Regions from separate parts of the Mus musculus genome. Here region 2 is linked to region 1. A link is a contact called in ENCODE Hi-C or POLR2A ChIA-PET data. All regions are on one chromosome and are shown on one strand. Each heading gives the region's core, a stretch centred on a gene start or an enhancer-like site at or near the end of the contact. The rest is flanking DNA. Distances are from core to core; before and after follow the strand shown.

Region 1 (4,004 bases), core at 1,477-3,976:
TTCGGGCAACTCTGGGGCCAAGTTAGGAGGAGACTGTATTAGTATAAGCGATAATAAAGCCAGAGTTAAAGCTGTATGGAGAGGAAGTTGCCATTCAGAAGAAAAGTAGAACTGACATACAGGACTCAGAAAACTGAAGCCAAAATCAGCTTCCTATGACCAGTACCCATTTACTGACTAGACAGCTTCAGTTTAATAAACCAGGGAAGGAGAGGGGACTAAGTCAGGATGTGGGAATGACGCTGGGTGGTAAATGATGCGATAGGAAGTATCTGTAGCAGGGGCACAGAGGTGGGGTTACTGACAGTATTAGGCTGTGGCTGGGGATCACAGGGTGTAGAAAAAGAGACCAGGAGCGTGATGGTAGGGAACAGACACATGATGAGCCACTGAGCAGGTGGGGAGGGAAAAGCATGAGTCCATGGATGCTGACTAAACCGGGGATGACAGGGAGGCCGGAGGCCGGGTCAGGAGCTCCAGAAGAGCTAGGGATGTGGTAAGCTGCTAAATTGGGCTAGTGGGGAGAGAGTGAGAGAACACTGACAGCGGCTAGGCAACCCTGGGTTGGAAGGAGAGGCAGCATGGGGAGGGGACAGTGTTGTGGTCACTGGCAGGGTCAAGCTGGGAGTGACATGGGGGTGTGGTCAGTGGCCTGGCTGGGCGTGGGATCAGTAAGACCAAGTTTCCTCTTTGGGTATCATTTCCTCTTTTCTGTCGGGGAGTGGGGGAAGGGGATCCACAACTGGACCTAGAAGTAAAAGGAGGCTCAGAAACCAGGGGGTACACATGGGAAGAGCCCGGTGGCGGGGGGGGGGGGGGTTCAGCAGCTGACCAGGTGGTATGCAAGTATGAGAAAGTGCTCTCCGATGTTGGGAAAGCTCAGGTTTGAGGGACATGAAGTAAAGTAGGATGTGTGGATCAAGAGACAGAGACAGGGGTGTGGGGGTGGGAAATGGTTCAGATGAACAGCAGGAGACGAGCTAAAGACCACGACAGTATCTGTAAGGAACTGTAAAGGTATGCAATGTGGGACCAGGGAGGGCAAAGAGACAGAGAGAAGGCAGTGTGTGGAGAATGAGGGAGGCTCGAGTCAAACTGTCATCATTTAGTCGACAGCGTTCCCTTGGTCAGCTTCCCCTCAGTCACAGGCTTCCTATTCCCCATCCTCACTTAGGACCTTGTCTGACTCCTGGGTCTCTTTCCATTTCCCACCTCCCACCTCGTAAACATCACAGCCCAGAAATCCCTGTCTCCCAGTGGTGGTGGCCTCTGGAAGCCTTGTGCTTAGGCAGTAGACTAGAGAAAGCAGAGTCCTGGCACTTCTAGCTGAGGTCCAGAGCTCTAGCACTTCTTTGGGTAAAAGAGGCCTCTGTAACTGCACAGGAATAAGAGAACTCACTACAAAACAAAGGTAGCTACTTCCTGCCAACTTCTTACATTTTACCAGCTCAGCTGTAGCTGCAGCCTCAACCCCTAACGCTATCACCAATTCCTAACATTAATGCTGACTTTATTTCCTATTTCCCTATACATTGACATTCACCCCTTTCCCAGAAGACACCCATACTAATCTGGCTTTTATTTTTAGGCCCAAATCCCCCAAATTTAACCCTAAATACTCCCTCCCACCCCACCCTGCAGTTCTAAAGCTCATTTGTAACTTGGTTCTTAATTAACCTTTTCACTGTTTATTCTTAATACTGACCATGACACCGGCCTTTAATCCCTAAAACGGGCATCTAAGCCAATTCCTGTTGATCCTTAACCCGATCCTGTACTCTGACTTAATGCTGGTCATTGCAGAAAATAATGACCTCAGTTTAAATGTCACATATGCGAAACAGACTTGACTCGTGCAGCAAATGTTTAGAATGTAGTTCACCTTCTTAACTTCTAAAGGGATCCTTGCTTCCTAAACGCGACGGCACCTAACCCAAACTCACCCCAAGTTTTCCTAACCACTTACTCACTATCGGCTAATACCAAAGCCCATCCCCGCCCAGTGCCTCACTGCCACCCAGTGCCTCACTGCCACCCCATTTCTACCCGTCCCCAAACCTAGCCGAGACAGAGAACTGTCTACCCCCGCGAAAGGGCCTGCTTCTCGCAACAAGGCCAGCTTAATTCCAAATCCAAACCGAAACATACTGGACCCTGACCTCCCTAACCAGACACAGGATATGCAGGAGGATTGGGGGCCCCGCCCGCCGCTTCCCGGGCTGGCCCGATCCCGCAGCCCCACCTAGAAGCTCGGCCCAGCCCGTCCGGCCTACCTGCGCTGCCCGGCTCTGCGCCCCGCCCTGGGCCCGCTACCCGCTCCTTCTCCCGGTCGCTTTTGGGGCTCCGGCCTCGCCCTCCCTTCGACACACTCTCGGCCACTTCCGTCCTGGAAACGTCCCCCACCCGCCGGCGGCGCCCTGGGCCCGCGCTCTATGGTAGCGGAGACTGCAGGAAGCTGCTCTGGCCGTAGTTCTCGATGCTCGGGCGCCCGCGAAGCCTGGCCGCCCCTCCCCAGCAGGAAGCGAGCGTGCAGAGCTCTGGAGAGAACGCCCGAACTAAGCTGGAGTTCCCTTTTAAACGCTTAAGTTTTTTTTTTTAATAGCTCGAGGCGAAGGCGGACAAGGATCCTCAGAATCCCCGCCCTGGGGCGTGGGAAGCTTGAAAGGACGTCCCCATAATTTGCATAGCCCCCGGGACGTGGCGCAGCCCAGGAGCCACTTCCGAGTTGGAGAGAACTCCAAGTCCCAGGATTCCACGGGGCTATGTGCACCACTTCCGTTGTGTTGGAAGCTGAGGAATACAGAAGCTGAGAGACGGGTGCGGTTTAGAGTGACAGCTAGGCCCTTGTCCCGGAGTGACGGAGGTTAAGTCGAGCCGACTGGACAGACTGAGGGGTCGTGCCTGAGGTTCGGAGGTTGGATCTGCGCGGAGGGATTTCTATCCATAGATATCCCAAATGGATCCTGGTGGTCAGGATCTGCTAGCTTTGGATCCCGGTGATCAGGACCTGCTGGGCTTCCTGCTAGAGGAAAGCGGAGATTTGTGGGCTGCGACTGAGCCGGACGTGAAGGCTCCGCTGGACTTAGAGCTGTCACCTTCCGAGGTGGGTGGGTGGGTGTTCCCAGTGGGGGAAGCTAGGGATGTCCGCGAGACCCAAGGTACGGAAATAAATCAAGGCCTTTGAATTTGATAGAACTCCGTGCAAGAACTGAGCGACTGGGAGGTAGAGGATTTACTGAGCTCTCTGCTCAGTCCCTCAGTATCGCGGGATGTTCTCGGCTCTTCCAGCTCTTCCATTCTCCATGATCACAACTACTCCCTTCCACAGGAGCACGTCTCCATAGATCTAGGTGAGTGTGAAATGATAAGTTGTGGGGGAGGAGAGAGCTCACTGGGCTAGCTGGTTCTACTTTCCCTTTTGCAGATACTGAGAGCTTCGAAAAGGAGGGGTTCCACGTGACTCCACTGCCAGGGGAGGAAAGAGCAGCGGAACAGGTGCTGGACTTGATTTTTTTTTTCAGGATTACCTCACTTTGCAGCAGCCAAGATCCCCCATACTGCTCTGAGAGCTCCATGCAACTCTGCTCTCTTCACTATTTCCTCCATCCTTAGGAGATGTCTAGGCTGATACTGACCGAGGAAGAGAAGAAGCTCTTGGAGAAGGAGGGGCTCACTCTGCCCTCAACCCTTCCTCTCACTAAGGTAAGGCTCCTGTTGGTAGAGCAAAGGCTGGAGGGGGTTGGTAACCCAAGTAGGCAAGCTCAGTTTGTTTCATATCAATCACTTGCAAAAGGACAAACCAACTCCTACAAGTTCTCTCATCTCCAAACACACACCCACGTCAAAAGATAATGTTTTAAATGTAACTTTAGTACAGAGCCTTGAAAGTGAAGGGCCTTGATAGCTTCCGTTGTTATCTTGGGACCTCGAATCATACTCAGTGGTAGAAATGCTTGAGAGGCTGACTCAGTCTAACAACATCAACAATCGTCAAAGCTGGACAT
Region 2 (4,456 bases), core at 323-2,822, 120 kb before region 1:
CCTCTGGGCTATTTTTGTCTGCTTTCTTGTCAATAACCCCAAGACATCACTTGCCACACACATTCCACCTAGGCCACTCCCACTCCAACAGGCCAGCCCTGGTGGCCAGGTGCTCACAATCCACACCACCCCATGGCGACTTCTCCACCCTCCCTTCCTTCTCTCCTCTCTTCTGTGCCTGAACACAAGCCCGGGAACCTTCAGCCCCACCTACCTCTTCTGCCCAGCTATAGGCTGTAGGCATCTTTACTAACCAATCATGAATATACAACAAGAGCTGGTATAGTTGAGGACCTGCTTGTCTTGGAGCAGCCAGGTCATGGGATACAGTTTTTAGCATTTGAATACAGAGCCACAACAGACCAACCCACTACACAACAATGACACCACGATTTAATGAAGATTCCTTTTTCTAATCAGTGGTAAAATAATGCCATAGCTATGCAGCAAATAACTGGGTGCAGGGACAGACATGTGGACAAAACACGTGGCCATGAGTTACTCCCAGGATAGTCACAGGCCCAGAGGGTATCTGAAAGCAGGTATATTTACTAGAGAAAGAAGGGAGTGTGCACATGCGTGCTCCCTGAGTGACAGTATATCGTCCCTGTGACCATCATTATTGCTGGCTGATGATAATCTACCTCCTACACTCAACAGCTTTTCCACCTGAACTTTTAAAAACTGGTGATACCAGTTTTAAACCTTGATAGAAACCTAACGATGAACCTGGCTGCTGCACTCCCCCAACACACACACACACACACACACACACACACACACACACACACACACACAGAGCTTCTCAGGCACATCAACATTCCCTCCTTTTTACTAGTGTATCCTAGCTCAGTCTTGCATCCCCAGCAGAGGGAACCACCACACGGCCTTCTTCCTAAACACTCCCTCTCACCATAACCACCACAGCGCCCTTCCTAAACACACACACACAATTCAGCATGAAACTACTGTCACAGACATTGATCCTCAAAATGACTAATGGGACAGAATCCAGTGTCAGTTAAGCTTACTACAGTGAGGGTATCCTACAGGTACAAATTCCGAGTGTCTTCAGACCTTGCACAAACTATGGAAAATAAAATCCTGCCAGGAGGGGTAGCATATGTTTGTAATCCCAGCACAAAGTGGTATGGTGTGGTATGAATCCAAAGCCAGCATGGGCTACAGGGCAAGACCGTTTCAATCTCTACACAAAAGATTACAAATAGGTTCTCAGAATTAACTCTAATTTAATGCGATGAGTATGTTTTGCTGTTACCAGTGGGGGAAAAGAACACGCATTGGCCTACTCTCCTTTTCTAGAACAACTGTGCATGACTGTTCTCTCTCCAAACCTGAACGATTCCCTTATACGGTGCACTCTCAAGACGGCCTTGCACATTCAGCCTGCCCTCACTCCATTCCGCCGCGAGGTGGCAGGACGCTCACGGATGCCAGGAGACCTCTGCCGGGATCCAGTGACGTCACGCAACCCTAGCGACGATTGGCTACCTTCCCGATGACCTTGAGGGGAGGAGTCCGTGGCAGAGCCGGAAACATCGGCAACAGCGAAAGCCACGTCCCGAGACCGGGCGTGCGCACTCCGAGGATCCCAACCGCTGTAGAGGCCTCTGCACCTCCTCCTCTGGACTGAGGGGGCACACTGGCGTCTACCGACGTGGGGCGCAACCTGCCGAAAGGGGTCACACCGCTGGGCGCTAGCGAGGGGAGGAGTCACCTTGAGAGGAGGGGTCACAATGACTAGCCGAGTCACTCTGCCAGGTCTCTTTTAGTGAGAGGAACACAAAGAGGAGGGGGTGCAGCACTGAGGGGCTCGGGGAACACACGGATGTAGCAGTGTCATCCGTAGGAAAGGTCCCCCGAAGGAGAGCGGGCTCCGAGGGGCAGCGGCCTTTGAGGGGGCGGGATCCTGCCGAGGGCGGGGCCTCCTTGCAGGTGCAGGCGTCTCCGAAGAGAGGGTTATTAGGACAAAGAAGTAAGAGGGTGGTCACCGGATCGAGCGTCGGAATCTCAACTTTACTTAGGGGGATGGAGATGGAGTGAGAAGGAGTCGAGCAGGTCAGGGATGCGAAGGCCAGAGGCTCCCTACAGCCCTGGATACTGCGATCGGAGAAGACAGGTGTTAGCGAGCCCCGAGATTTAGAGTGTCGGGGTCAGAAACCCCCCTGAAATGGACAGTCGGAGTCGGACGCAGACCGGGCAGGCAGCGTGGTCGATCCGTGGAGCCCAGGGCGCAGGAGAATTAGCGCCAGCAGTCAACCCTCAAGTCGTCCTGTGATTCACGCCCCGGCCTACGCGCGGGGGACGCACCTGAGGGGGCGTGGCCGGGCCGCAGCCCGGGCTCCAAGGAGTTAACCGCAGACCGGGCCGGGCCCCGCCCCGGGCAGGCCGCACAGCCTGAGCCCGGCGGCGAAGCGGAGCAGCAGCCGCCCGCGGGGAGCCCGCCGCCGGCGCCCGGGAGCGCCGCCGCCGCCCGGCCCAGGCCCAGGCCCAGGCCCCGCGCAGAGCGGAGAGCCGCGGCGTTCCACCGGGCCCAACTCGCCGGCGCGGCGGGGGCGGGCCCAGGACCTTCGGCAGGTCCTCCAGGAGTCCACCGGGCGGGAGTCCCGGCCCCCGGGATCGGGTTGGGCCGGCGCCCATGGCGAGCGCGGCCTGCCCGGGTCCCGGGGATCCGGCCATGTGAAGCAGGCCGGGGCTGGGGGCCCGGCCATGGCCGGGGAACGGCCGCCGCTGCGGGGCCCCGGGCCCGGAGAGGCTCCGGGGGAGGGGCCGGGGGGCGCAGGCGGAGGCCCGGGCCGGGGCCGGCCCTCCTCCTACCGGGCCCTCCGCAGCGCCGTGTCCAGCCTTGCGCGTGTGGACGATTTCGACTGCGCAGAGAAGATCGGGGCCGGTTTCTTCTCTGAGGTCTACAAGGTAGGACCCGCAGAGAGGACAGAGGGGCGGGACCGAGCCTTGGACGGGAGGCTAGAACTTAGAGGCCCCGCAGCCTGGGTTAGAGATCCTTGAGCTAGCAGCCACCCAACCTGTCGGGCACACACGGAGCCTTGCCTCCCCCAGGTTCGGCACCGACAGTCGGGACAAGTCATGGTGCTGAAGATGAACAAGCTCCCCAGTAACCGGAGCAACACGCTAAGGGAGGTGCAGCTGATGAACCGGCTCCGGCACCCTAACATCCTCAGGTGAACGGCCTAGCCTCTTGCTGGACAGCTTGCTGGGCAGGAGGAAAAGTCCCTTGGGAAAGGAGGGAGATGCAGTGGAGCCCGGGCTCTTACAGCGTATCCTTTATCCTCCCCATCACCTTTCAGGTTCATGGGGGTCTGTGTGCACCAAGGGCAGCTGCACGCGCTTACAGAGGTAAGCATTAAGCATAGGCCAGGAAAGAGGGAAGGCACCACACCCCCAAGTGAGAGTGTCAGTGATCTTGGTGGGTCTGCTGGGAAATTAAAAAGAAGCCACCTGCCTGCCCAGGACCTCAGGACCTCCTCCAACTAAAGGCTTCCTGAACTTCCCTGTGTGCAAACCACTTATTAGAATACTCAGCTGGAGTTAGTGATGGAGATATTTTGTATCTGGGTCCAATACAGGAGCCACTAGCTACACGTGGAATAGACTAAAACAAGAGCTGGTGTAACAAAAGAATGTCTGATTATATTTAAATGTATTGGATAACATAGCTGTACATAGTCCTACTGTGAGAGACAGGGTAGCCTAGTATATAAATGGGAACCTTAGAGCACAGACCCACCAACCCTTTTGACCTTTGTGAGCCTCCTGAGTGTCAACTGTCTTAGGAGTGGCAGGCACAGAGCACCGACATTCACACACCTTGTCTTTCCCCATGTCCCAGTATATGAATGGGGGCACCCTGGAACAGCTGCTCAGCTCCCCAGAACCCCTCTCCTGGCCAGTCAGGCTCCACCTAGCCCTGGACATTGCACAAGGCCTACGGTACCTACACGCCAAAGGTGTGTTTCACCGAGACCTCACATCCAAGGTAGGCTGGCCAAGACGGGTGGAACGATTAAAGAGGGTTTGTGACTGTTAAGTTGTAATTGGCCTGTGGATATTGACATGTAGGTAGTAGATACGTTAGGATGTCGGGGTGCCAAGGTGTTGGAAACTATTAAAGAATGGGGACAGCAAGAGGGCTGGGGAATTGAGTACTGAGTGAGGTGGTGATAATGAGGTGCATTGGAGAACTGGGAGGGAAGGTTGGAGTAGTGCTTAGTGCTGTAGTGACACAGGGCTTTGGGGTATATACTGGAAGACCAGAGCAGGGGACGAGTATGTGAGGATGCTTGTGTGTGTGTGTCAGAACTGTCTGGTCCGAAGGGAAGACCGAGGCTTCACAGCTGTTGTGGGTGACTTCGGACTGGCTGAGAAGATTCCTGTGTATAGGTAAGGTGAACACCCTTCTTACCCCAAGCCTCCCAGG

The links. A loop is a pair of places that touch in the nucleus more often than their neighbours do. ChIA-PET counts read pairs that join two places held with the same protein, here RNA polymerase II (POLR2A).
Region 2: a map of left cerebral cortex shows a loop between it and region 1 (5-fold over the local background). The contact joins the promoter of Tesk1 here to the promoter of Tln1 in region 1. A Hi-C loop is called at or near these places in 10 of 37 maps with a recorded cell type or tissue (gastrocnemius, heart, left cerebral cortex and 1 more). POLR2A ChIA-PET finds 5 or more read pairs at or near these places in 2 of 5 experiments (Patski and embryonic stem cell).

Annotation. Positions count from the first base shown.
Region 1 is chr4:43,559,857-43,563,860 of GRCm38, forward strand. It overlaps Tln1 (talin 1), which reads right to left and starts at 2,727. Exons shown (of 57, transcript NM_011602.5): 1 at 2,274-2,727. Creb3 (cAMP responsive element binding protein 3) reads left to right here and starts at 2,802. Exons shown (of 9, transcript NM_013497.4): 1 at 2,802-3,103; 2 at 3,194-3,350; 3 at 3,425-3,495; 4 at 3,613-3,702. The coding sequence starts at 2,957.
Region 2 is chr4:43,440,705-43,445,160 of GRCm38, forward strand. Tesk1 (testis specific protein kinase 1) reads left to right here and starts at 1,573. Exons shown (of 10, transcript NM_011571.3): 1 at 1,573-2,934; 2 at 3,079-3,200; 3 at 3,327-3,375; 4 at 3,869-4,015; 5 at 4,337-4,419. The coding sequence starts at 2,731.